Linked DNA regions of Homo sapiens: all the other regions are linked to region 2. The links are chromatin loops, found by intact Hi-C in ENCODE. Cell type or tissue: IMR-90. All regions are shown on one strand.

Evidence for each region. A loop is a pair of places that touch in the nucleus more often than their neighbours do. Peaks named below come from ENCODE experiments on the same cell type or tissue, not always from the same donor. Only the 100,000 strongest peaks of a DNase experiment are listed, where the experiment ranks them.
Region 1: it touches region 2 in a loop (11-fold over the local background); 11 of 110 quality-filtered maps call a loop at or near these places.
Region 3: a loop joins it to region 2, with 12 times the contacts of the local background. A loop is called at or near these places in 5 of 110 quality-filtered maps.
Region 4: a loop joins it to region 2, with 6 times the contacts of the local background. A loop is called at or near these places in 48 of 110 quality-filtered maps.
Region 5: a loop joins it to region 2, with 4 times the contacts of the local background. A loop is called at or near these places in 3 of 110 quality-filtered maps.
Region 6: a loop joins it to region 2, with 20 times the contacts of the local background. A loop is called at or near these places in 17 of 110 quality-filtered maps.
Region 7: a loop joins it to region 2, with 3 times the contacts of the local background. A loop is called at or near these places in 9 of 110 quality-filtered maps.

The regions. Positions count from the first base shown.
Region 1 is chr4:111,134,779-111,138,778 of GRCh38, forward strand. No RefSeq gene overlaps it. Among named protein-coding and RNA genes, the nearest start is that of MIR297, 280 kb to the left of the region's middle. In IMR-90, a CTCF peak has its summit at 1,860 (motif pointing right); no DNase peak of the experiment used is centred here.
Region 2 is chr4:111,628,607-111,632,606 of GRCh38, forward strand. LOC105377366 (a long non-coding RNA gene) reads left to right here and starts at 3,564. Exons shown (of 6, transcript NR_188427.1): 1 at 3,564-3,798. In IMR-90, CTCF peaks have their summits at 2,306 (motif pointing left) and 3,226 (motif pointing left); no DNase peak of the experiment used is centred here.
Region 3 is chr4:111,473,371-111,477,370 of GRCh38, forward strand. No RefSeq gene overlaps it. Among named protein-coding and RNA genes, the nearest start is that of MIR297, 610 kb to the left of the region's middle. In IMR-90, a CTCF peak has its summit at 1,857 (motif pointing left); no DNase peak of the experiment used is centred here.
Region 4 is chr4:110,629,791-110,633,790 of GRCh38, forward strand. It overlaps a transcript of PITX2 not described here. Among named protein-coding and RNA genes, the nearest start is that of PITX2, 8.7 kb to the left of the region's middle. RefSeq lists an enhancer at 2,527-3,039. In IMR-90, a CTCF peak has its summit at 2,238; a DNase peak (open chromatin) is centred at 2,251; H3K4me3 peaks cover 392 bases; H3K27me3 peaks cover 3,188 bases.
Region 5 is chr4:110,956,989-110,960,988 of GRCh38, forward strand. No RefSeq gene overlaps it. Among named protein-coding and RNA genes, the nearest start is that of MIR297, 98 kb to the left of the region's middle. In IMR-90, a CTCF peak has its summit at 2,487 (motif pointing left); no DNase peak of the experiment used is centred here.
Region 6 is chr4:109,997,098-110,001,097 of GRCh38, forward strand. EGF (epidermal growth factor) reads left to right here. Exons shown (of 24, transcript NM_001963.6): 21 at 2,582-2,749. Among named protein-coding and RNA genes, the nearest start is that of EGF, 86 kb to the left of the region's middle. In IMR-90, a CTCF peak has its summit at 1,870 (motif pointing right); a DNase peak (open chromatin) is centred at 1,874.
Region 7 is chr4:111,281,180-111,285,179 of GRCh38, forward strand. No RefSeq gene overlaps it. Among named protein-coding and RNA genes, the nearest start is that of MIR297, 420 kb to the left of the region's middle. In IMR-90, a CTCF peak has its summit at 2,079 (motif pointing left); no DNase peak of the experiment used is centred here.

The sequences.
Region 1 (4,000 bases), 490 kb before region 2:
CACTTACAGCTATAAATTTCCCCCTTAGTACTGCTTTTGCTAAATCCCATAGGTTTTGTATGTTGTGTTTCCATTATCATTTGTTTCAAAAATGTTTTCAATTTCCTTCTTAATTTCTTTATTGACCCACTGGTCATTCAGGAACACATTGCTGAACTTCCATGTATTTGTATAGTTTCAAAAATTCCCTTGTTATTAATTTCTAGTTTTATTCTATTGTAGTCAAAGAAGATACTTGATATTATTTCAATTTTTTAAAATGTTTTAAGACTGGTTTTGTGACCTAACAAATGGTCTGTCCTTGAGAATGATCCATGTGCTGAGGAAAAGAATGTGTATTCTGCCACTTTCGGATGAAATGTTTTGTAATTATATATTAGATCCATTTGGTCCATTATGCAGATTAAGTCTGATGTTTCTTTGTTGACTTTTTTGTCTGGAAGATTTGTCCAATGCTGAAAGTGGGGTATTGAAGTCTCCAGCTATTATTGTATTGGGGTCTATCTCTCTTTAGCTCTAATAATATTTGCTTTATATATCTTGGTGCTCCAGAGTTGAGTGCATATATGTTTAAAATTGTTATACCCTCATGTTGAATTGACCTCTTTATCTTTATATAGTGACCTTCTTTGTCTCTTCTTATAGTTTTTGTGTGTTGAAATCTATTTTGTCTGATGTAAGTACAGTGCTTCCTGCTCTTTTTTTTTTTTTTTTTTTTTTTTGAGATGGAGTCTCGCTCTGTCACCCAGACTGGAGTGCAGTGGCGCGATCTTGGCTCAGTGCAAGCTTGGCCTCCTGGGTTCACACCATTCTTCTGCCTCAGCCTCCCAAGTAGCTGGGACTACAAGAGCTCCTGCTCTTTTTAAAAAAAATTTCCATTAGCATGGAATATCTTTTCCATCCTTTTATTTTTAATCCAGGTATGTTTCTTGTAGGCAACAGATCAACGGGTCTTGTTTTTTCATTCATTCAGCCAGACTATGTCTTTTCACTGGAGAGTTTAGTCCCTATACATTCAATTTTATTATTGATAAGTAAGGACTTACTCCTTCCATTTTGTTATTTGTTTTCTAGTTGTTTCATGGCCTTCTCTTTCTTCTTCTTTTCCTTCCTATCTTTCTTTAGTGAAGGTGATTTTCTCTAGTGATATAATTTAGTTTATTGCTTTTTATTTTTTGTGTGTCCACTATATGTTTTTTGTATATCCATGTGCATATCTTTTTATTTTTTATGTATCCATTGTATGGTTTGAGGTTACCATGAGGCAACTAAAAATACAAAAATTAGCCAGGCATGGTGGTGGGCACCTGTGATCCCAGCTACTTGGGAGGCTGACACAGGGAATTGCTTGAACCAGGGAGGTGGAGGTTGCAGTGAGCCAAGATCATGCCACTGCACTCCAGCCTGGGTGTCAAAGTGAGACTCCATCTCAAAAAAAAAAAAAAAAGGCTCTAATGCAGTCTTCAGTATGCCAGTTGCAATTTTCAGCTCCAGAATTTCTGCTTAATTCCTTTTAATTATGTCAATGTCTTTGTTAAATTTATCTGGATACAATTCTGTATTCCTTCTCTGTGTTATCTTGAATCTCTTTGAGTTTCCCCAGCACAGCTCTTTTGAATTCTTTGTCTGAACAGTTACATATTTCTGTTTTTCCAGGATTGGTCCTTGGTACTGTATTTAGTTCCTTTGGCAATGTCATATTTTCCTAGATGGTGTTGGTGCTAGTGATGTTTTTTGGTGTTCAGGCATTGATCAGTTAGGTATTTATTGAAGTCTTTACTGTCTGAGCTTTTTGGGAATGCTTTCCAGATATTCGAAAGGACTTGGGTGTTGTGATCTAAACTGTATCTGCTCTAGGTGGCACCCTAAGTCCAGTAATGCTGTAGTTCTTGCAGACTCACAGAGTTACTGCCTTGATGGTTTTGGACAAGATTTGGGAGAATTCTCTAGATTACCAGATAGAGACTCTTGTTCTCTTCCCTTACTTTCTCCCTAATATACAGAGTCTCTGACTCTGTTCTGAGCCACCTAAAGCTGGGGGTAGAGTGACAAAAGCACCCCTGTAACCACCACTATAATGACCTAAAACCAGCACTGCACTGAGTCTTGCCCAAGGCCTGCTGTAACCACTCCCTGATTATTACCTATGTTCACTCAAGGCCCTGGGGCTCTGCAATCATCAGATGGCAAAGCCAGCAGCCTGTGTCCTTCCTTTCAGGGTGTTGAGGTCCTCCAAGCCCCAGCTGTGTCCAGAAGTGCTGTCCAGGATCAGGGACTAGAGTGAGAAACCTTAGAAATCTGCCTGGTGTTCTATTGTATTGTGACTGAGCTGACACACAAACCACAAGAAAGAGTCCTCCCCAGTCTTCCCTCCCCTAGGTGGAGGAGCCTTACCCCTAGCCACCACCAACACAGGCCACAAGGAGTACTGCCAGACTATGGCAGATGTTCCCTGAAGGTTCAAGATCTCTTATGTCAGCTTGTTATGAATACTGCCTGGCCTAGGACTCACTCTTCAGGGCAGTGGACTTCCTTCTGGCCCAAGGCAGGTCCAGAAATGCCATTCAAGAGCCAACTCTTGGAACTAGGGACCCCAAGAGCTTGGTTGGTGCTTTATCCCACTGTGTCTGTGTTGGTACCTAAGGTGCAAGACAAAGTTTTCTTTACTTTTCCCCCCTGCTTTTCTCAAGCAAGAGTTTTACCCCATAGCCACCATAGCTAGTAATGTGCTGAATCTCACCTGAAACCTAGCAAATCTCAGAGGCTCACCTAAGGCCCTTGATGTAGTACCTGTGTATTGCTGCTTGTTATTCTGGGATCAAGGGCTCTTCAGTTAGCAGATGATGGATGCTGGAAGAACTGGGTCTTTTCAAGGCAGTGGGTTCCCAAGCCATGCCTACAAACGCCATCTGGGAGCTAGGGCCTGGAACAAGGGGCTCAGGAATCTGACCGGTGCCCTATCCTGCTGTGGCTGAGTTAATATCCAAGATGCAAGACAAACTTCTGCCCACTCTTCTTTCTCCTCTCCTCAAGTGGAAGGAAGGGGTCTGTTTTAGAATCATGAGCTGTGCAGTCTGGGCTAAGGGAAGGGTGATGCCAGGACTCCCTTGGCTGCCCTAGCCCTAGTGTCTCAGTATGTTGCATGCTCCCTCAGTCCACTGTCTCTGGGTCTAGTTCAGTGCTGAGACTTGCCTAAGAGTTGCAGTCCTTATGGCCTAGGCTGCTTTTCAAGCTTACTTGGAGACACAGAGTGCTGTAGCCTTTGATGATGAGGTTTGCAGGACTCAAGTTCAGACCACTTGGATCCAAGATTCCCTTCTGGCTATGGTTGGTTTAAAAGCTCCCTCCGGCCGGGCGCGGTGGCTCACGCCTGTAGTCCCAGCACTTTGGGAGGCCGAGGCGGGCGGATCACGAGGTCAGGAGATCGACACCATCCCGGCTAAAACGGTGAAACCCCGTCTCTACTAAAAATACAAAAAATTAGCCGGGCGTAGTGGCGGGCGCCTGTAGTCCCAGCTACTTGGGAGGCTGAGGCAGGAGAATGGCATGAACCTGGGAGGCGGAGCTTGCAGTGAGCCGAGATCCCGCCACTGCACTCCAGCCTGGGCGACAAAGCGAGACTCCGTCTCAAAAAAAAAAAAAAAAAAAAAAGCTCCCTCCGTGGTCCAGCATCGGGTAGTTTGTTCTGGTTTTTCTTTTTGCTCTAAAAGAACAGCACTGAGTTTAATGCCTCATCGTTGCTGTGATCTCCCTCCCCCAGCACCCACAGATGCTCTTGGCACTCGGCTGCCACTACCAAAGGTTGGAGAGGGGTGGCCATGGGGTTTCAGAACTGTCTTTTCTATCATCTCTTCAGTGCCTCTTTCAGCGATATGAAGTTAAAACCAGGTACTGCGAGTGCACACCTGATTTCTTTTTCTTTTAAAGGTGTTTTTGTTTTGTTTTGTTTTGTTTTGTTTCCTGTGTAGGTAGCTGTTAATTTGGTATCCTTGCGGGAGAG
Region 2 (4,000 bases):
AATTTCCTGGTCTGCGGATTGTGAAGACCACGGGAAAAGCATAGTATCTGGGCTGGAATGCACCATTCCTCAAAGCATGGTCCTCACAGCACGGCCCCTCGTGGCTTCCCTTGACTAGGGGAGGGACTTTCCCAACCCCTTGCGCTTCCTGGGTGAGGCGACACCCCACCCTACTTTGGCTCATCTTCTGTGGGCTGCACCCACTGTCTAACCAGTCCCAATGAGATAAGCCAGGTACCTCACTTGGAAATGCAGAAATCACCCACCTTCTGCATTTATCTTGCTGGGAGCTGCAGATGGGAGCTGTTCCTATTTGGACATCTTGCCAGCCACCTCTGCAGTTTTTAATGTTAAAATCAAAGTATATTTTTTAAGGCTTTGATGATTATGATCAGAAGGGTTTTTGAGAAAAAAATTTAGATTCTGAGTCTTCATTTGCTCCTTTTTGAAAGTTTCATAGCTTTGGAAGTGTCCACTTAAATGTACTTTTCTAGTATTTCCAGAATTTTCAAAGTTATACTCTAAAATATTATATCATAAATAAATTAAAGCTTAGAAACAGGCAAGATAAAAGAAAAAGGTTCATTCGAACACCCTCTTCCTCTCTTTCTCTTTCTCTTTCCATATATATATTTTAAATATTATATATTTATAAGAACTAAATTTGGCTTCTGCCAATATATTTAACATGAGAAATTCAGTTAATTTCATCAAATTGCTCCTACAAATGATCATTTGGGATAATTTAAGATGAGGAAGAAAAGAAATAAATATTTTTCATTCATTGGATTTATGCTAGCAAAATATATAATACAAAAAAAAACAAGTTAAAATAATAAAGATTAGTTTTCAAAATACCCCTTTGTTCTAATTACTGAGATATTCTTAGTAATAACATTTTTTCTTGCTTTATTGAGGCATAATTGGCAAATAGAAATTGTATATATTTCAGGTGTACAGTGTGATGTTTTGATATATGTGCATATTGTGAAATGATTACCATAATCAAGCTAATTAACATATTCATCTCTTTGCATAGTTACCTTTTTGTGTGTGTGCGAGAACACTTAAGATCTAGTCTCTCTGCAAAATTTAAATATACAATATTGTGCCCAGTAATAATATTTTGAGGCTGAAGCATCCATATAACTCTCTTGACCCTTTACTTTTCATGTGTAGACCCAAAGAAAATCTATCACGACTCTGAAATGCTACAATCAGAATTATAATACACAGCAGGAAATTAGAAATTATTGATATAAAATGAGATCAAACTAGATTTTGCACCTACAAAAATGAATAAAATTCCTTTCCATCAAATGTGTAAAAGTTAATCCAATTTATCTAATAGTAAAAACATTGATTTTATGTGGTATTTTTCAGACCATAGCCATATTTAGCCTTTCAAATCACTGTGATAAATAACTTTCTGATCCATCGCTTCCCCTAGCTTTGTTGCTATTATACAGCTTTATCTGATTGATATAATTTTAAAATATGTATTTATGACACTGAATCTCCAATTTTCAATTGGATTGTATTTATAAAAATCCAATTTCTAAATATCTTATCCATGTTGGTTAACAGTCACAAAAATAAAGATCACTTTATCAATTGGGGCTAATTCTAGAGACTAAACAAAAAAAACCTCTATTATTTTCCAATTTGCTTTGCTGTCTATACTCCTGTATACACCAGTATTCCCTTGAAATATGATCTGTTCTGAGTTCCTCAAGCACAGAGAGTTCTAGGGCACATATAATGTTAGGGCACTTCATTATGTATTTTTGTCACCAGTTATTTTGTTTTGAATTAATATTTATTTCAGGGACATAGGATTGTTTTTGCAGTGAACCATCCCTGACTATCAAACTATTGCCTACAATCACTGTCATTAATGCAGCACTATCACATGAGAGCCAAGGATTAAACCTGCCAAAACAAGCCTAAGATTTTATAGTCACGAGGCAATTAATTACTACACATAGAAATAAAACTAGTCACATCCCCAGATTATATCAAAGTACTCATTTTACAATATTGCCTGCTAGAGGATTAGTCTGATTGATGACACAATTTCTCCTGAAATTTTTGCCATCTGAAAACCTAATGACATCAGGATAAACCATTTTACTCTACTTTAGGCCACTCCTATTATTTTCAACCTTTGCGCCATTTTATTTTCACCCTTAATGCAAAGAGGGGCTTCTCTTTATTTTCCTCCTCTCTTACCAGGAGTCAGTCACTATCCAGCTATCCAGGGCAGAGAAGATTATCCATTTAATAAGGAATTACTGCCATCTTGTGGTTACCATAATTGAAGGAAAAAATTCTAATGCTCTAGACAACAAAAAAAAGATTGAGATGTTATATGCTATTTTATCCATTTTAATTGCAACATACCTCATTAAAGAGACAGTATGATACACGATGTTTTTTAGTGAAAATATGTACATGAGTATTAGAGCATTCAGGAAGATGATCCCTGTTCCACACTTCATCAAAATCCAGCAGTAAATGAAAAATGTAAAGTTTTAATCTAAAATAAAAATGTGAGTCTGCACATGATAGACAATTATGTAGAAAACTAAGTGGAAGCATTAACAATTTCTTATACCTACCCCTACTTCAGCAATTTATCTTCATTTTTTTTAATGCTAAGAATTTGTAGAGGATCATAATTCAGTAGGTTCAAATATTTCTAACTCTGAGGTGACATGTTTGCCACACATCTCAATAGCCCATGTCAGCACCGGAAATTGGCCAAGACCTACCAATAACCAGAAACAGATTTGAAGTAAATGCTTCTCTCAGATCTGTATGGCACATGTTGTCCTCAATATTCTTTTCCTTGACATGTGACAAATTTGCAAATTCTGCATTTTTAAGATTCACATGGTAGAGCCAGTAAAACACTGGCAGTGAGATCCAATAAGCACATCTAAGAACACTTTGTTCTGAAAGTATAAAGCAAAAAATATAACTCTGCTTCTCTGTCAAGATATGTGACATTATTTAAAGCAAAATTAGTGTTTTGAGAAGTGGTTTCAAGGTATATTTATCTGAATGCATTTGATCGAGGAAAGCAGCTCACTAAAAACTTATTTTAAAAATGAGGTGTTCAAAAAGAACATTTTCTCCTCATAAGATTTGTATTGGTCTGAAGTGCAAAACCTTAAATAATGGTAGAAAACACTCCACCTGGTGGTAGAAGAAAAAGGGTAGCAGCTCTATGCAAAAGATCTTCAGACAAAAAGATGGAGTGAATGAACAGAATACAAGCCTAGCTAGAAACCATGTCAGATACTTCACTGCAGTTGCTGAGCATCCTAAAAGCAAAATCCAGACAGAATCTGTCTCTCTATAAATCTTTCCACCCCTTTCCATTACTAGGTGGGTACTGTTGGCTCTAAGCCATCTGATTTTACTATGATTTATTAACTGCTATGCATTATATATGAGATTCAGGTTTGCTGAAGAGTTACCCTTATGGTCATTGTTGCATACAAATCAGCTACTGTTAGAGAGGTTTATTGCATCATTTTATGCTGCTAGCACTTCTGTTAGGCAGTGGTATAATATGTAACTGGAAAAGAAAACCCCTCCTGTTATATTTTCCCTTATACGTTACTAGCACATGCAGTGCACGTTAAGAACAATAGTCTTTTGTTCTGTTCTGTTTATAAAAAGAAGAAAAAGCATCCAGAACAATGGGTGAGAAGAAACAAAAACCTGTCGCCTAAATCAAGGGATTGGTATTCTCCAAATCATTGCTACCGCATTGAGCCATTTTCTCTGGTAAGACCAACTGAAACGTGAGAAAGAGCAATAATGTGAGCAAAACCAATTTACTCTTGGTAGGAAATTGGAAAAAACGGTAGCAGAGATCTAAGCAGATCTGTCTCTGAAATAAGCTACCACAAAACAGTATTTCCACACTCTTTTTACATTGAGACATTCGATTAACTAAGTAATTCAACTCGAATTTCTAGCCCAGCTC
Region 3 (4,000 bases), 160 kb before region 2:
TTTTCTGTGGTTCCAAGAGTTCAAGTCTCTTCAGAAATTCAAAATTTTGTGTAAAGTTTACAAATTTGGTCATATAGTATAACCTAGTATTCCCAAGAGAAGAATTAAATTAGAAATTTCTTTCTGAATCTACTGACGTGATAAGTCCAAAATATGACATGCTGCCCTTGTTCATTTTCTTGCATTGTTGAGATTCACTTAATTTTATGTCATCTATCCCCATTCAAATTTGAGGGAACTTTTTTTGTTTAGATTGCCATTATATTTATGAGCAGTAGGTTAATGATATTTATATTTGAACACAGAATTCCTTTAATTTTTATTATTTCTTAATCCTATTTATTCAGAAGTTAATTGACTTCCTTAAAAAAATTGAGTACTAGTTACATAAACAGACATGTTGTGAACACTTCTTGTTATCAACTCTCTGAAGATAATGGTAATAGGCCTATTTTACTATAATTAGACTAAATTAATTCAAGTTAGTTAATGAAAGAAAATGGAGTCCATAGAATATTTCCATGTCATAAAAATGAAATTCCAAATTAAATGAAATTGTTTGCTTTAAAATACTATAGCATTCAGGCATATAGAGATTTGCTTGAAACCTGGGAGCATTATTGCTGTGCATCCTCTGATTATGACACACACAGTAATATCAGGTTGAAACTAACACAAAATTGATTAAGTGTGTAGAGTCTTCGTGAAAATGTTCAGTACACATAAATATTTGGTGAGCTAAAAAATATTTTACATCTGGAACTAATTTAAATATAAAACAGAATTTCATTTCATTGACTATTACACAATTTAATTAATTAATTAATACACAATTACACAATGAAAATAATTTTTCAAAATCAAAAGACTTGGGGAGAGAATGGAATAAGAAATAAGAGCCTTAAAATATTCTGAAGTAAAACATCTCTGTATGAAACTAACCTTCCAGTATCAATCATCTTCTGTGTGTGGCTTCAGGTTTCAGATTCCATTAATTTGAAAGAGCATCAGTCTACTGAACAATGGAGAGATGTTTTTTCAGAATCAGGATATAAACCCTCTTTTGACAATCTGAAGTGTGATTTTCCCAGAGGTAATCCATTTCAAACCAACAGTGACTACTCATTTTAATTAGTTGCAGGCAGTTTTGTAAATTAAATTCCCTCTTCTGAAGTCAAAATTCCAGAAAGAGAATGCTTTCATTTTGCTAATTGCTAAATGAGTTTCCAGAACAAGGTAGAATGAAGGAAGGGGTTTCTAATCAGTAGGCACCTCTTAGAAGGCACACACCTGTGACTGTTGAGCAGTATCTTAGTAGGGCTGGAATGTTACCACATTGAGTGTACATGCTTGCAGTTATCTCTCAATCCATACTAATAGATTCAGTTTACATTAAAGACAATTATTTTTCCCCCTTCAGTCATACGCCTTCATGATTCTGACTTGAATTGGACATATGTGATGTTATTTGAATTAAAAGTATGATCTAATAACCCAATACAAGACCTGATGTTTTAAAGTACAGCATTCTAATCCCTTTTGTGATATTCACTCCCTTAGTGGCCTAAGGCAAATATCTTTTTCTAGGTTTCAAAGACATATGAAAGTGCATGTAAACATAGAAATCACACACGCCTTCAAAAGCCCCTCTACCTCAATCAAAGGAAAGTACTTGCTTGAGATCCAATTCAGATCTGAAAGAAAACTTAGAACTGGTTTCTCTATGCAAGTAAAATTTTTGAAGGCTTCTTCCTACTTGAACATCTGCAATCCTTGGAAATGGCTTTAGGCAATTCTCGGAAGGATTCTCAAGGAGAGACTGACCCCTGGAGGCGGACAGAGCTCTCTTTTGGCCAGACCTGGCTTTCGTTATTCCCAGATATCAGGTAAAGAACTCTGACAAGAGAGGATGAGATCCGTGGGAAATTCCAATGTGTGCCTCACTTGCCTCCCTACCTTCTCTAAAATATTTGAAGACAAGGTAATGAAACAATAGGTGGTAGAATATAAATATTTTTTAAATCATGTGCTACTGGACCGTAAACTCCATGAGGGCAGAGATTTGTTCTATTTATCTTTATAACCTCATCTCTTGGTGCAGTGCCTTGCACTTAGCACTAAATAAAAGTCTGTAGAAGGATTAAATGAACAATTTAATAAATTTCATCTAATTGTTTTACAAAGATTAAGTAAATTGCACAAGGGTCCTATACTTAGCAGAAGACATGAATGTTGGCTGAACATCCATCAAAAACAATATGGGCAGGATGAAAGTTTAAAAACATTCAGCCTGAGAGGAGAGTCAGAAGCAGCCCCATGGAACAGAGAATAGCTGTAGTTATTTTATGTCAGCCCTCAATCACTGCCCCCCACTTTTCTATCTTTGGAATGGCTTTGATGATTCTTTTCAGAAGGAATCCATAAACTTCAGTGGCTTCATATCAACACGAAAAGGGAAGGGGTGGGGGAGGTACTGCTTGCTCTGTGTGGCTTATAAGTTTTAGGCCAAAACACAGTCATGATGAGAAAACTTTAGCTTCTCCAAGATTACTCCCCATTGACCAATGACTCAAGCTAATCTAAGATATTAAATATTGTTAATTGACATTACCTGTGGTAAGTCATAGTTTAATTATTATTTGTTCAGTTACTTAAACCTTAATGCTAATAAGTGAATCATGTAAGAGAAATTTTGGTTGTGGAAAGAACACAAAGTTATTGTAGTTTTGATTACTAAATACTTGTCAAGGCTTTAGCAAAGCAAAGGCAGAATGTTTTCCCCTAATAATTCAATATATGATATCCCCCCAAAAGGATGAAGTTAGTTAAAAAATATTTTTTATTTTACTTTATTTATTTTGTTTTGTTTTAACACCATTTGAAACTATATTGTGGGTAGGGCTCTGTATTTTTCTTTGCTGCTTAAGGTCTCTTATGAGCTCATGAGTGTGCCCATGTGTCTAGTGTTATAGCATTAAAAAAAGGAGTAGATAAGACTTTATAAATTTCATTATCTTATTAGAACCAATCATGCTTTCTCTCCATTTAAGTTATGCTCTAGGGAGAAGTCTTTGAGAAAAACTCAACTGCAAATCTAAGCTAAACTTCTCATCTTTCTTGCTCCACAAATATGTAGTCTATCTTTTTATATACCTCTAAATTTTTGCTTCAAACTCTTAACTCTTCAAATCTCCTCAATTCTTACTTTCTCTGTTCACATAAGTTTAGAATTAGTCTACAATGACAGTCACATTCATTTCTTCTCTTTCTTGAGAAAAAAAAGCTTATTTTCTGATTATAAAAGTAATTTTATGCTCCAGGTATAAAACAAAGACAATTATAAAGAAAAAATAATTCCTAATTCTACTACCAAAGAAAACTACTACTAACATTTTATAAATTTCATTCTTGGATTTAATAGCCTATACTATATATTTCTTTTCAAAGTTTGCTTTTCTCACATAATACAATACTTTTCCCTTATCTATGGGATATGTTTTAAGACTCCTAGTGGATGCCCGATGCCACAGATAGTACAGAACACTGGATATATTATGTCTTTTTTACATATACATGCCTGTGAAAAAGTTTAATTTATAAATTAGGCACCGTAAGAGATTAACAGCAATAATTAATAATAAAACAATTAGACCAATATAGCAAAAGTTATGTGAGTGTGGCCTCTCTCTCTCTCCCCCACTCCCTCTCCCTCTCCCTCTCTCTCTCTCTCTCTCTCTCCCTCTCAGAATATCTTGTTGTATGTAATATTTTCAGATTGTGGCAACTGAAACCACAGAAAGCAAAATTGCGGACAAGAAGGGACTACTTTGTAACATTTTGATATCTTGATACTTTTGTTTTAATGCTTTCTTGTTGGCTTTAACTTCTTTTGTTTTTCTAACTTTTTAAGTATTGAGTGCATTAGTGAATATGCTTTTAATTTTTATAAATTCTACTGGTGGTACTTTATTTTTAAAAAACATTTTAAACATATTTATCT
Region 4 (4,000 bases), 1.0 Mb before region 2:
GTCCTCCTCCTGAGGGTGAAGACCATTTTATGAGTTCCTTTCAGGACCCCCAAAGCAAGAAAAGCCAAAGAAAGGTCTCTTTGCTCTAGGGGGTCGTTCTCAGCTGGCTTCTACACCATCTTCTGCTAGCTGCGTCCACCCTCTCTCAAACCTCTGGCTTTTAGGGGTCTCCAGTCGCTCTCGTGCTACCCCCGTTTCGGGGTTCTATCCAGGCTGGGCATCCGCCCAATGGATACCAAGGAGAATGGGACTCACTAGGGAAGGAAGGCAGAGCCTGGACTGCTTAGAGGTGGACTCTGCCTATACAGAACGTTTAGTCTTTAACGAGGACATGGTATTTTTGGGCGGCGTTGGGGGCAGAGGCGGAGAGGGTAGCGTAATAGACTATCACGGCCTTTTGAAGAAGTCATATGTCATTGTGAACTTTTTTTCTCTTTAAAAGCAAAGAAAAACTTTAAAAAAACACAAGAAATAAATCCTTTTGTTTTACAAGCAGGCTGTGGCCAGGACTTTGGATATTCCATAAGTTAACTTAAAATCAGGGAAGGATAGGTGCTCTATCCTTCAGCAGTGCTATAGCTTTGCCCACTCGTGTGATTTTTTTTTGTCGTCTACTAGTTCCTTAAAAGCCAATTAAATCAAGATTTTCAGCATTTCTTCCCATTACATGCCTTTTCTTAATTAATGGCATTAAACGTGTTTAGGCAGCAATTTTTCTTTTCGGTCAAAAAGTAGAAAAAGACATATTGAGTGTAGGGGAAGAGCCTTTCACGTGCACTAAAACAATGCGGGCCTGAAAGTAATGGTTAAGAAAGCAATCATTCATTATTTCTAGTTCTTTATGTGCTAGTTATCAAAAGCGAACGACCAGGGGCGCCTGCGCGGCTTGTGACTGGCGCAAGCAGAACTCCTCTGCTCTTAGCCGTTTCCTGCTCACCTACGAGGACCCCATCCTACCGTAGGCTTCTCCACCTGTCCTCAGAATGCATTCCCCATGTCTAGGAAACCTGGGGTAGGGACTGGGGGAAGGAGACATTTTGCGTCTCTCTGGCTCCCAGCACAATAAGAAATGTCAGCCTCGGCTTGGCGACTGCGAGCCCGCCCCGCGCGAAGCGAGATTGGGGAGCTCCTCTAGTCTGGCCGGAGCCAGGGCTGAGCCCGCGCAAAGCATTCTCCCCAGAAGTCATCGCTGCTCTTGATTTTTAACCATATCCCAAACATACTACGGTCTAATAATTTATTTTTACTACCGATTATCAAACAGAAGAAGAATTTAACACAATCTAAATGACAGAAATCACGCGACGTTATCTCTGCATTGCCCCCATTTAACCCCATGGGGTTAATCCCGGACAAGTGAGCGTTTAACTGGCCCAGCAGGGCGACTGGCGGTGTAGTGCAGTGTCCGGGCGTGAAGCACTGGATCGCTTTAGACGCTTCATTTCAACAAATGATCATTTTCTCTCAGATTCACGGGGAAACTCCAATGCAAGACCTTTGTTTTCTTCTTAGTAATACGGTTTGTTTTTTTGACCGGGGTCCCAAATCGCCCCCCTCCATCCCATATTACATTTGTATTCTTACACTTTAATCCGGAAAGAGGGGGTTAGGGGCCGAGGGCTGTGGGGGGGGGGGGGCTTTATCTGCTCACATTATCAAAGGTCAATAGCCTCCTAAGGCTAGGCACTTATTTACTACGGAGCCAGGAAAATAGAGGAACAGTAAATTTGAGGGGTTTTTTTCCATGTATTTGAAAAGAAAGGCATCTTCCCTCCTCCATCCCTTACACCCCCCCCTCCGCCCCATAGAACAAGTTTCAATTCAGGAAAGGCCTGTGGCGTAGGTTGGAGACTTTTTAACTTTTTACATAAGCCTGTAGACCTCCTCTGGCAATGTCCCTCGATTCCTCCAGAGTGAAACCAGCCAATCAAGCAACGACATCGCCAAAACCCAAGGCCTGGCAACCAGTACTTCAGGCAGGTTCGCGTCGACAGGGGCAAACCTCCATTCTACCCTGGGCTGCTAAGCACAGTGGCTGCCCTCCAGCTCTTCAGGGATGTTGTCGGCCCCCCGCCCCTCCCCCAACCAGCCAAAGCAAACCTTCGCCAACTCAAGTTTCCCTTGCTTGCCTCCCGCGATGAACCGCGCACCCACAAGTCTGGGTGGGGCGTGGCTGAGAGCCTGAGTGACTGAGTGGGCCCTGGTGGTGCTGCGCGCAGCGGGATATAACGAGCGACAGAGGTCGCTGTTGGACCACTTTTCCACGCCAGCCTAGACGCCGAGGTTTGCTGGAGCGTGCGCAGGGGATCAGACCACAGGGAGCGAGCGAGAGGGAGAGAGAGGTGTTGGGTCTCAGGAGTGCAGTATAATTTGGGGAAAGGAATTAACGTCCCTGGGACGGCTGCTTCCCGTCCCACCCAGAGGCGGAGTGTCTAAGTTCAAGCAGCAGGCGCGTCAGGTCTGGCGGCCTCGCCTTCTTGCGCTTCGCCCGAGGCCCAGAGTCCCGGAGGCGGGTGCCCAGCGCGCGGCCTGCGCTTCCCTCCCGGCCTTACCATTGGCGCCAGGATGCTGCCGCGGGAAGAACTTGCTGCTGGCTGCCTCTTTTCGGCTCTCAGGAGAGTCCGTGAACTCGACCTTTTTGATTTCGGAGTCTTTGGAGAAGAGACATTCAACGGCCGCCGGCTGCACGCCTGGGCCACGCGCGCGCCCGCCCCACGTGCGGAGAGAGGCGTCCCGGACCGCGGCCGAAAGGAGCCGGGGACGGGAGGAGGGGGAGGGGCGAGGCAGGCCGGAGGAGAAAGAGGGACAAAGAGCAAAGACCCAGTTAGAGGAAAGAGCTGACGGCATCCCCGTCCCCCGGACCCTCTGGCAACCCGGGGCAGGATGGCGTACTCTTTCTGCGCCTCCCCGGTTGCCGGCGGTTCCAGCCGGGAGGAGTAGGCTGGGGGGCTTCGGTACACAGCGCGCCGCTGCTTCCTAGTCCACCGCCCCGCCACAGGGAGAGGCCACTGGCGATTTGGTTCTGATTTCCTTCCTGCCCAGGCTGGCCCCTCGGGGAAGCGCCCCTCGCTGGGGCCTCGCCGCAGGGCCAGTGCCCTCTTGCCGCCCTCACGTGGCGCGGCCTCCCGTCCGATGACCCGGGCAGGAGAAGGGGGTTCTTACCTAATTGCACACACGCCGACACCAGTTTGCGGCAGTTGGTCTCCATTCCCCGTTATCTGCAAAACAGAAGAGAAGGAAGGCTGTAAGAAGCGGCGGCCGTCGAGTGAGCAGGGCTCAGATGAGACTACGTTACACTAGCTGTTAGGCGCCTACTGTGTGCTAGGCTTCAGGCGTGTTTTTCCGACCTGACAGCCTCTGGCTGTGCAGCAGCATCTCCAGCCTAGCCTCGGGCCCAGGACATTTATTTATCAAGAGGGGATCTCCCTCCAGAGTTGCCGCAAAAGTGCCCAGAGGTTAGAGGACTATAAAGCCACAGTGTGCTGGGGAGGCTGTGGACCTACTTTCAAGAATCTCGGTGCCGGGGTTAAGAACTCATCTGAACGCAATGGCAGCGGGAGTGGGTGGGTGGAGAGGACTTTTCTCTTTGGGAAGCTGTATGCAAAGACCACCCTTCAGTGCTTGTCCATTAGTTGGAGCTCGGTAAACATTTGTAGAACATCAGCGCCAACGTGCCCCTGTCCTAGACAGCAGTTTCCCTCGGTTTTCTGTAATTCTGAAACGAACGGGCTCTTGGCCTAGGGTGTTTCAGGAGCGAGCTGAGTTCGGGCCTCTCATCCATCAGGAGCCACTTTTCCATATTTAGCCACACTTTCTCCTAGAGATACTAACCCGGCCATTTATTTACTTACTACAAATAATTACCCTAAAGTATGATTTAAGATCGCAGAGGAGAGACACTGGGTGGACTGAGCGAGACTGAGGAGAGCAGGGCAAACGTTCTTGGAGGGTTTACTGCCCGCCAAGGACGGAGAAATAGCTCTGGTATAACTGCTACCCA
Region 5 (4,000 bases), 670 kb before region 2:
CTTGCACTCCTAGTTGTGTAATTTATCAAGGGTGTCTACAAGTATCTGATAAATCATATTTGGTTGGAGGTAATCTGCTGTAATCGCAATACAGAAATCAAGGGGGAAAATGGTCCCAGCAATGAATTATTCTTTCTTTCATTCTTGTTACCTTGAGTCCACCAGTTTTTCTCAAATCCCCTGATTAAGATCACCTGCCCCCCATTTTGCCCCATTCAAAAATATGTCTTTTAACTAAAAATACAGAAAAATATCAAGTAAACAAAATACATCAATAATTTTGGTTCTAGAACTGTAAAAGTTGTTTTTTAAAAATGGTTAAATGGTAGGATTATGAATAAGACACGAATCCACAACTGTCAATTTCCTGTTGTAAAATGTACAAGAGGGCCAAAGGTTTAGAATATTGCTTATTATTCTAGCCTTGGAATTCTTAGTATTATAATAAGATTGGTAATGCTTTCCTTTCCTTATTTCAGTGCATAATAAATTTAATGTTTTCGAAAGTGAATATTTATTTAGGGATAAAATAAAGACTGTGCTTTATGGTTACAGTTTGCATGCTCCTCTGTAAAGAATATAGTGGCTGTCTTCTGTTAGTATAGCTAGTTTTAAATTCAAAAAGTCTATCAAGTTTTTAAAGAAAATGTTAATATATTACACATGGCATATTGTGTTAAAAAGTCTTTCTATGATATTCAAAATGTTTCAGAAACAATGACAAGGTCAGTGTTGCTAGAAAATCAGTGTTTTACTAGAATGCAATGGTTTTAATGGAAATAATAACAACTCACACATTTTAAGGCTTAAAACTGAACTCCTTGATTGTGTTTAGCATATTGGAAGTTACAAGGAGCTCCTATTTTGTAGTTGCTGTAGATTAGATCGGTAAATGAAAATGTCTTTCTGATTTCCTAGAAACACTTTGTTTCTATTTTTTGTGAACATAGATACTTTGGGGACCCGGCCTTGTTATCTCATGACTGTTTTCCAGGCTGTGTTATCATGATGAATGGGTAATTACAGTACAGGGCACCCACACAGGCCACTGCATATGAGACCCTTCATTTAGGACGTTTTTACTTTATAGAGAGATTCTTTATAAGTTATGAAGCTCTTGGGTTAAATTAAATTTCATTTTGTCATACCTAATGTGTTTATTTTCTCTTGTGAAGAAAAAGTCTTCAAACTTCATATGATTTCTTAAATTCAAAAAACACAAGAAGCACAATTCCAATTTCATGAGAATGTATTATTTCTTAGTATCATACATTCATAGATGATAGACTACTTTAATGTGTGTGTTAGCAGTGCTTTGACTTGTTTAAAAATGCCATCATTTAATAATATGAATTTTTCTTGCTAAGAATAAAAATTGACTACACAATATGATAATATTTGTTTCTGATCCAACACACAAAATGAAAGCTTTGCTTATTTATTTGATTAAAATGCAAAAGTGCAAGTACGTTTAGGTTTGTGTTGTATAGAATAGAACTTATTTTATCAATCACTTTCATAACCTTTAAAGAGCCTTAAATAGTACATATGAAAAACACATTCATATCAGGTTCCCCTTGAGGATTTTTTCTTTGGTTTAAGAAAATTTTATTAAAAATCGGCATTGCAAATAACATTTTTCATAACTATATGTAGACCTGTTAAAATTTTTATTAAAACTGGAGTTCGGCCTGTTCTTTTTCATCATTCTATCAGATATTAAACTCCTGCAGCAGCTGTAGGAAATAGAGAAAGGGATTTTCAAAGGGATTTGAGTCTCCCTGTCTCTGTGCCTTTAGTGATCATATTATCATAACTATCACACATAACAAAGCTCTAAATCTGTAATTCAGATAAAGTAGTCAGGACTCTGAAATACAAAAATCCAAACATATGCCGTAACATTTTTTTGCAATGCTGGCTCCTTTAACGTGGATTTTGTAAACTTGGAGAGGTATTCAAGAGCTTTTGTATACGAACACAAACTAAACAACATTGTTAGTGGTATGTTTCACAGAGATTTAATTAGAGGTGTTTTTATACATCCAAGCAGTTCCATTAAAAGACCATGCCTGCATGCTCTAGCAAATTATGATCAAACCTCTAAAGGTTAAAAAGAATGAAATCAGAAGCTTGTTTTGAAGCAAGGTCTACATGAATCTATGTCTAATCCTGCAACAGTCTGAGTTCTTTCTCAAGAGAGCAACATTCCTTAAATGCAGTGCTAAGGGTGGTAAGTGTGACCACATAATTTTTTTATGAATTAAATTAAAAATGAGGGTAATAAAATTGTAAATGGGCTGAAATCCAACTGAAAATTACACAAGAAAGAGTTACACAATGAGTTTTTTCTTCACATTTACAGGACAAATTTATAACTTAATGTCTACATGAAAAGAATATTTGTGCTGTAAAAAGTTGGTAAAACTCTAATCAGAATGTCCAACCAGTTTGTAAATGAGCAGCTGTATGTATATATTTATTGTAACAGTGCCTTCTACTGGTCACACATTATCTATGATGTCAGTGAAATTACTGAAAAGTAATGAAAACTTGTGTTTATCCTAAATTATTCTTGGGTATTTTTATTGCCTTGGCAAAAGTATTTCTGTGAATCACAACTTACATACATAAAAAATATAGTGTGTTAGAGATTAACACATTTGATTTCTGTTGTACTTTAGCAGTAATAGGACCTGTTAAAAAGTTTCTCCTAAAAAGAAAAGCATTTCCTACATACTGCAACTTAAAATGGGGAATATTTCCACCTGTTTATTTTATTGTCTTTCCGATTTTGAAATTGATCTTTTACTTACCAGCATTTTTCTTTTTAGCTTTTCAGTCACACTGTGTCTAATTAAAATGAGTAGATTTCTTACATATTATCAATATCTATAAAATGTGAGAATCATGAAATTTATTTGTAACTTGAGAAATGCAGCAGAATTTGAAATATAACTTAACTAACAAAATATTTAACAATATTTAGTGAGAATGATTTAAGGTTTGTCTAACTATCTAGGTATAACAAAGATGGTTGATTTTAAATTTGCTTAGGAAAAGAATCAAATAATTAAAAAGAGAAGCATGTATAATCATGAAGAAAAGCTGCATTTTTCAGCAAAATATTGACATCAAGTATTTCATTTTCTTAATATATAATAAAGATACCACTGAAATCTCTTTATGAATCTATATGATTTCAGTTTTAATTTTAAATAATATTTAATAAAGTACTTAGATGATTATGAAATAATTGTTTTTCAAAAAAAGCATGTTCCAATTAATTTTATGTAGATATGGTTTACACTGAATGGGCTATCTTGCTGAAATAACATTTTTAAGAAATTCTGAACATGAAATTTTTACTATCTGCAATAAAAAATCTGTGCTGTGGAAAAAATATTTTACTTTTGTTTAAGTCAATAAATATTGCTTTTATTGCCTGAGGCAACATTTTAAAAAACTTTATTATATGCAAATTACAACCTGAATATCTGATAAAATTCATTCTATTTAGTTAGAAATAATTACCTCAATCGAGGCAATCTGTTTATGTTAGAAATAATGTAAATCAGAAGGAATCCTCATGATTGCCCTTATCACAGATCATTGCACGTGTGTGCTCACTAGTGCTTATTAGACTAAAATCAGAGAACTTTCCTGAGGAATACATCACGTCAGGAGCAAATTGTTTCGATGCTCAATTCAAAATTTGGAATCACCTACATGACCATAACATTCAATGGAGAAAACGCAATATTTTAATTTCCCCAAAACTCTTTATTTTAAACAATTGTTTTCTCTAGGAATGAAATGCCATCATTACAAGTCTATCTTAACATTCATGGAGAAAAGATAAGGATTAGGAACACAAGGTACAGTCAGTATTTTTTGAATAGTGTTCCAGTGAGATTTCAATCAGTGCTGAAAAGCATATTTCTTAATGGGGGAAAAAGCTAGAAAAACAGTTGTCAGAGATGAAAGGGTGCTGTTTCAG
Region 6 (4,000 bases), 1.6 Mb before region 2:
GGGGAAGCCAGTGAGCCAGGAGTGCTGATGGGTCAGGGATGAAATCACAGAGAGTTGAAGCTGTCTTCTTGCGCTGAGTCAGTTCCTGGGTGGGGGCCATAACTTCAGATGAGCCAGTTAATTGATCCGGGTGGTGTCAGCTGATCCATCAAGTGCAGGGTCTACAGAATATCTCAAGCATTGATCTTAGGAGCAGTATAGGGAGGTTCAGAATCTTGTAGCCTCCAGCTGCGTAACTCCCAAACCATAATTTCTAATCTTCTGTCTAGCCCTCAATTCTTGATTCATAGTATATACCACAACACATTAAAAAGTCTTGTTTACCAGCCCGGGTAACATGGTGAGACTCCATCTCTACCAAATTTTTTTTTTCTTTTTTTTTGTGATGGAGTCTCGCTCTGTCGCCCAGGCTGGAGTGCAGTGGCGCAATCTCAGCTCACTGCAAGCTCCGCCTCCCGGATTCACGCCATTCTCCTGCCTCAGCCTCCAGACTAGCTGGGACTACAGGCACCTGCCACCATTTTTTATATTTTTAGTAGAGATGGGGTTTCACCGTGTTAGCCAGGATGGTCTCCATCTCCTGACCTCGTGATCCGCCCGCCTGGGCCTCCCAAAGTTAGCCAGGTATGGTGGTACACATCTGTATTTCCAGCTACTTGGGAGGCTGAGGTGGGAGAATCGCTTGAGCCCAGGAAGCTGAGATTGCAATGAGTTGTGATGGCACCACTGCACTCCAGCCTGGGAGACAGAGTGAGACCCTGTCCATAAAAAAATAAAATAAAATAAAATAAGCCTTGTTTATCTGTATTGAGTCTAGAATGTCTCAAAATTATTTGGCTATGGAAAGGCAAACTTATTTGGCCACAGAATCTTTTGTTTGGTTTAACAGAAGAACTAATTCATAACCAAAGAACTAGTATCCTGTGTCCTCCTCCCACCCTGGAAAATGCTGAATGACTATTCTGGGCCTTATAAGACTCAGTGAGGCTCTACTATTGCAGCTGACTTGGATCTCCAGGACTCTTGGCTAAGGGACTGACATATTCCTCAAGACCCCAGACTTTCTGAAAGGATCAGAGGTGTGGCCCATTAACATCCAACAGTTTAAAAGTGGTGCTGCTAGGCATTGATAGTAAATGGCTGTAACCAAAGATAGCTAGAATTAAAACAGCATCCAAGAAAGCCTGCAAGAATGATGGTCCTTTATGCTTTTGCACTCAGATCCTGATATCTCTTGCATGGTTAGTTCCAGAAGATAGCTTTTCAGAGGTGAATAGAGCATAAAACTCTTTTTGGAAGCAGCATGGTATAGTGGAAAGAACATAGGCTTTGAAATCAGAGAACCATTGGAGTCAAACCTGTCACTCATAGCTGTGTGACGTTGTACAAACTCCTTGAGCCTCAGTTTCCTTATCCATAATACAGGAATATGCCACCAAAAATAAAATAAGTAAAAGTGCCTAGCAGGATGTCAAACACACAAGATGGTTAACAAGTACTAATCCATTTCCCTCCTTCCTCTGTGAGTGAGTTGCCCAGTCCCTCTGACCAGCTAAAGGTAGAGACAGGCCTAGAGCCCAGATCTTCTGGAGCTTTGTCCAGTGTTTTTTCCATGCTGCCTCTTCTCACTATGGGCACTGGTGTCAGTTCTCTGTATTTTTATTCCGTTAAGTCCTTTTGGAATAAAGTGGGGACATGGATGAATAAATAGTTGATCCAGGGACCAAAGGGAGGAATTTTTAATAAGTGGGCATTACAGAGTGTTTAATAGGATGTTTTTCAAAGTTGATGCTTTTGCAAAGGATAATAGAATACAGATGTTTACCTGAGATCTTAATTGTTTCTAGAAATGCACATTCCCAGTAGATGGCAGCATTGCTTCATTTACTTCAAAAAAGTTCAGCAGTTCACTCTAGTGACAGTTTCACTAATGGGACAGCAGGGTGTTTGTAGGTGAACGTCCCTTTTTCCTCCATATAGCTTTTTCTCTCATTGAAGAAAATAGGCAAATGCCTGTATGTATGTTGTACTGGGTCTTCCCTTGCACTAGTAGTGATTTTTTTTTTTAAAGGAAAAAAGTTTTCTCTGCAGACTAGGTTATGTGTTCTGTTTAGAAACTGTACACATTCTTCTTTTATAGCCTGGTTTCAAGTGAGGAACTCTGCCTTCAAATTCTCCTTTCCTTTCACCTATACTCATTGCAATCTGGCCAAACATTTGTTTCCAAAACTCCCTTGGCTCTTAGGGCAGAGTTGCTTTGTGTTGGTTTTAAAAGGTGGCTCCTCAGGATTTTAGCCTAACAGAAACTGATCTTTAATCAATGTCCTGTAATGCCTTATAGAGGCAGTATGCAAATAATCCCCCATAAATCCCAGAGCAAACAGACGAAAGGGAGAAGTCCATGCTGCATTAACTTGTAAATCATAGCGCTTTCAACTGACCCCTGATGGATTTTCTATATGTTTCTAAAGAGCTGAGTCTGGAAATGCAGAGGTTGAGAGACAGCTGAATACTGAGTGTCAAAACTATCAGCGTTTTTGGCCAGGCATCTCTGATGACCTCTGTTTGTGTGTTGTCACAGCTGTGTTGTTGGCTACATCGGGGAGCGATGTCAGTACCGAGACCTGAAGTGGTGGGAACTGCGCCACGCTGGCCACGGGCAGCAGCAGAAGGTCATCGTGGTGGCTGTCTGCGTGGTGGTGCTTGTCATGCTGCTCCTCCTGAGCCTGTGGGGGGCCCACTACTACAGGTGACCCTGTCTTTCCTTTGGTACTGGAAACCTCTTTCTAAGACCTCCCAGGGGAATGCCTGTCTCCTTGAGATGAGATGTATGAAATAGTACCTCTACATACTACATTTAAAACGTGAAATAGGCTGGGTGCAGTGACCCATGCCTGCAATCCCAGCACTTTGGGAGGCCGAGGCAGGCAGATCACTTGAGGTCAGAAGTTCGAGACCAGCCTGGCCAACATGGTGAAACCCCGTCTCCACTAAAAAGGCAAAAAGTAACAGGCGTAGTGATGCACACCAGTAATCTCAGCTACTCGGGAGGCTGAGGCATGAGAATTACTTGAACTTGGGAGGCAGGGGTTGCAGTGAGCCAAGATCATGCCACTCCACTCCAGCATGGGCGATAGAGCGAGACTCCGTGTCAAAAAAAAAAAAAAAAAAAAGGTGAAATAACAGTACAATTTTTACTGTTAGCTCAGGATTTCATTGCTCTGAAACATCAGTGCTTTTACGTTTTCCTTGTTCCATTCCAGTCATTGTCCATACACCTTCATAGTATATGTGTTATTTATCAATCACAATATGGTTTTGCGTTCCACTCTCTTTGTTTAATATTATATGCTCCCCCCATAGCCTGCATAACTATAATTTTTCATTGCTGCCTTCCATTGAGTTGATTTTCCACAAAATATTAACTGTCATAAAAGAAAATCAATATCTTCCCTAATTTGGAAGGAAATTTCTGGTCCTCAGATTTTGTGCTTTTAATAATTTCAAGTTAACAATTAAAAACTGTAGACAATAACATTTATACATTTAATTCTTTAAAACTAACACTACATTAGGGTGCAGGCACAGGCATCACACTGCTCATTTTCTGTTTTCTTAGAAAGTAGGACAGCTTCCTCTATTATCATCAATATTGAAAAGCATTTTATGTACGGTTATAGTTTGTGTTGTACAAAATCAGTGAGTCATAAAACTTTAGGGCTGAAGGGGACTTTATGGAATTATCTAGTTCAATCTTATCATTTCATGGCTGGAGGACCTAAGACCCACTTGACTAATAGGTCCCAATTCTCTGAGATGTACAAAATATCTGCCACCATCTGTAGATAAAAATTTAACCACATTTATGGGTACTACACAACCACTCAAGTGGCAACTGTCTTGTGTTCTGGAAAATTCAACATATCAGCCAAGATGTACTTATCAGAGATCCTGCTATAGCCTAGTGTAGTGGTTAAGAGCACAGGCTCTGGAATCAGAT
Region 7 (4,000 bases), 350 kb before region 2:
TCCTTTCAATGTGCAATTTACACGTCCCTCCTCTGCACTCTCGTAGTACCTTGTTCATTCTGCCGTTACCAAACTCAGCAATTATTTTCCAAGGTGAAACACCTATTTGCATTCTCCCATTAAGGTAATTCTTGAGGAAAGGTATCATGTTTAGAACTCCAGCATTAGTTCACAACCTGGCACGTCATAGCTACTCAATACTCTCTGGAAAGATGATGATTCACAAACAAGTTTGTTGCTTTACCTATTGCATCATATCGCCTGTACATGTGTAATGATTTATCAGAAATATTTATTATAAATGTTTTAGTATTATGTATACATTAAATAGTTCTAAAAGGTATTCAAACATTGACTTGAGAGTTCTATCCCTCTATTACTATTAACCTGCTATGTATCCATATCTATCTTACCGAAATTCATTGAGCCTCTTTTTTTTTTTTTTTTTTTTGAGATGGAGTCTCGCTCTGTCGCCCAGGCTGGAGTGCAGTGGCGTGATCTTGGCTCACCACAACCTCCGCCTCCTGAGTTCAAGCGATTCTCCTGCCTCAGCCTCCCAAGTAGCTGGGACTACAGGAACCTCATGTATTATGCTGTTAAACAAGAGGATTAGACTACTTTTTAGTTACTTTATACATTCTAAACTTTTAAATTTCTGACAGATTTTATCTTATTTTTTGATTAATACCTTTTGGAGGTAATTCTAAATAATATAAAGATATATGAAATAATATAAGGATGCTTTTTGGCTTTGGCATGTTACATTATTTTCACATTTATTTTGTTTACCTTTTCTTTTCCATTTACCAGTACCTTAGTGTCATTTTCCAATCTAAAAATATAGAGCCTTATTTATATGTGATAGCAACATCATAAATAGCTTGATGTATTGAAAACACTAAACTAAACATGTTACAGAAGAAGCTGGTGCCTTTCATTGGTATTATCTCCTTCAAGATGACAGGCAATCTCAGGAGGCCAGAGAATTCTTAGTTGTATGAGTTTGTGACTAATAGGTGGTTTGATGTGACAAGAGCTGGCCGTCTTGGGAAATTGAACTATCTTTATGCTCAATACCCTTTGTGTCTCATTCTTTGTAGGTTATTGTTGGAGGCCTTTGGGGACCTCTTTTACAGTTTGCATTCACAGAAAATATGAGATCAGCAAGAACTCTGTAGTTTTACTGTCATTATTGATCTGCTGCCATTCCATTCTGTAGCTAATTTGCTTGTTAGCAGTTATTCTAAAAGCTATTTATATTTTCAGTATAACCTATGCTGCATACTGGGCTTTATATTTTTCTGGATTAAGATAAAATAATACAACTTACCACCAAAAGACTGTGCTTTAGGCTAAATATTTTCTGATTTTCCATTTACAAATAAGAGTTTAAAAATCAAAAACATATTACTGTGAATGTGATCTCTTTGATAAACACCATATAAGTTCAGACACATTAAGGGAAAAACAATGACCATATTCATGAGAAAATATCATTTGTAAAAAATCTTTTAGCCTATAAATTTATATACAAATTACAAGAAGAGTGATGTATTAGGAATTCATGAACACTGTTTCTAAAGTTGGGATTTATTTGAAGTTGAACACTCAATAAATGTGTGGGCTGATTGACTGATTCTCTGTTCTGAAGGTAACCATAATACACCCTTGTTATTCATGCCAATTGTTGAAGGTAAAAAGCCTCTTTCTGCCTCTCTGGAACAGGAGGTGTGTGTCCCCTTTCTGAGGTCAATTTCTGACACATGTATTCATCCGAAATGAATTTCTAGTGAGCTGGATGTGCATATGTGTGTAGCACCCATGAGCACAACACCTAAATAGGGAAAATCCCTGGGAAAAACTAATACAAAACAAGCAATAAAAAACAAAAACAGCAGGCTTACATAAGATATATTTATCTCAATTTAAATATGTAAAGTGAATGAAATATATATTTGATTTATTTTAATCATATACCTGAGCTATGGAAAGCAAAATATCCTCATTCCAAATTTTGAAGAAACTGCAATCCAAATACAAGCACTTGAGCTGATGTTAATGCTGCCGCCTGGTGGTGGGGTAGGGATATGCAGCGTTTTCAATGAGAAAGAGCCTTGGATTTTCATACTCAGCCAAGGAGTTGCCGCGGCATAAGAAAATGTAACTGAAAACTGCATAAAATTCAGAGCATCAAGCGGCTGCAAAGACACTGAAAAGGAGGGCTAGAAAATATATGGCCAGTGTACTAAAAAGGAAAATTATAACAGATTATGGTGACGGAAAAAGTTCTCCAATGAGAATTTATACCCCCACATTCTTTGATTTTACACTACCACATGGTTCCAAATTAAAACATGTACAAAAATACTCAAGAAATGGTCTCTGGATAGTGATGCCCGGCAGAAGCAAAGTAAAATTGTTCTGGAAATGTCTTACATAATTTAGGATAGATATAAAAGATTTCCTTAAAAAAATGGAGACATTATGAAAAAGATTTGGGTGGAGAGAGGAAACAGAACTTCTAGAAATAAAACATGTTACTCAGTGACATAGAAATACTAATGAAAATGCTTAACAAGGGATCAGAACCATCTGAAGAATGAATTAGGAAAACGAATGAGTGATTTGAGAAGGCAACTGACATTGTAGCAAAGAGAGATAAAGGGAAAGTTTAAAAGGGAGTATAGAAGAAAAGGGGGATAAAATAATACTGATACTAGTGGTACAAAAAAGATAGTACACGTAATACTGCTAGTATCAGAGAACAGAAAAAACAGCAATAAAAGGGAAGAGACAATATTTGAAAATGACTGTTAACTTTCCAAAATTTACTAAAGACATTGGATTCATCAGTCATCGATTCAAAAAGGACAATAAGACTAGTATTGGATAGATATAAGTAAATCCCCATCTGTGACATACATGTTTGCAGAACATTAAAAACAAATAGGTTTTTAAAGGGAACAGAAGAAAGAGAGATAAACTACAAAGGGATGACAATTAGAATAGCAGCAGAATTCTCAGCAGCAAAACAACACTGAAAAATTTTAATAATAATCGGATTTTCCAAGTGCTAAAAAGGGAAACAACTCTTAGCATACTCAGCCAATCTGAACTATTATTCAAGAGTAAGAGCAAAATAAAATTATTTTGAATCTGGGAAAAAGAGAACATACTACTCTCCAACATTTATTAGAAGTAAAACTAAAAGGTATACCTCAGGAGGGAGAAAACTCCTAGAAAGAAGGAGCAGGATATGAAAAGCCTTCGTGAGTAATAAAACTGATGAAACTTGAGATTTATATAAATAGATATTGATTATCTAAAGCAATAACAACCAATACTATAAAATATTAAAGTGTAAAATGGGTGGTTTATTGTGAATAGGGCACTTAGGGCCTTTGTGTTATTCAGGAGAAGAGAAATAGCATTGCTCAAACCTTTGCTTCGTTGAGTCAAGTGTGCATGTTAAAAATATAGGGAAATGTCTAAAAATTAAAAATACAAGTAGAGTAAAAGGATGTAAGAATACTTTATTAATTAAATGGAAAGTCGTGATGGAGTAGAAGATTAAAAAAGATTTGTGCATTAATAAAAAAGCTTATTAATTAGAAAGCATAAAATCACATGGTGGGATTTTTTCCAAATTTATCAATAATCATAATTGTGAACATAATGGATATTTTATTTTAAAAAGTGAATGTCAGGTGGAAGGGAAAAAGTCTCATCCAGTTATGTAATATAAAGTGCTGATGATGATAAGAAGAAAAAATACAATAAGCAAATTTTAACTGACAAAAAGCTGATACAGCTTCATAGAATGATAATATCATTCTCTTATTGGAAAGAGCTTTCCCTTTTCCCTGTGTATTTATTTATGAGCAGAAAAACCTTAGGAACAAGTCTTATATTCGTATGTACATACATACATATACATATACATATATATGTGTCTGTAAATATATATTACAAAAATTATGAAACTTTGTTTTAAGATATT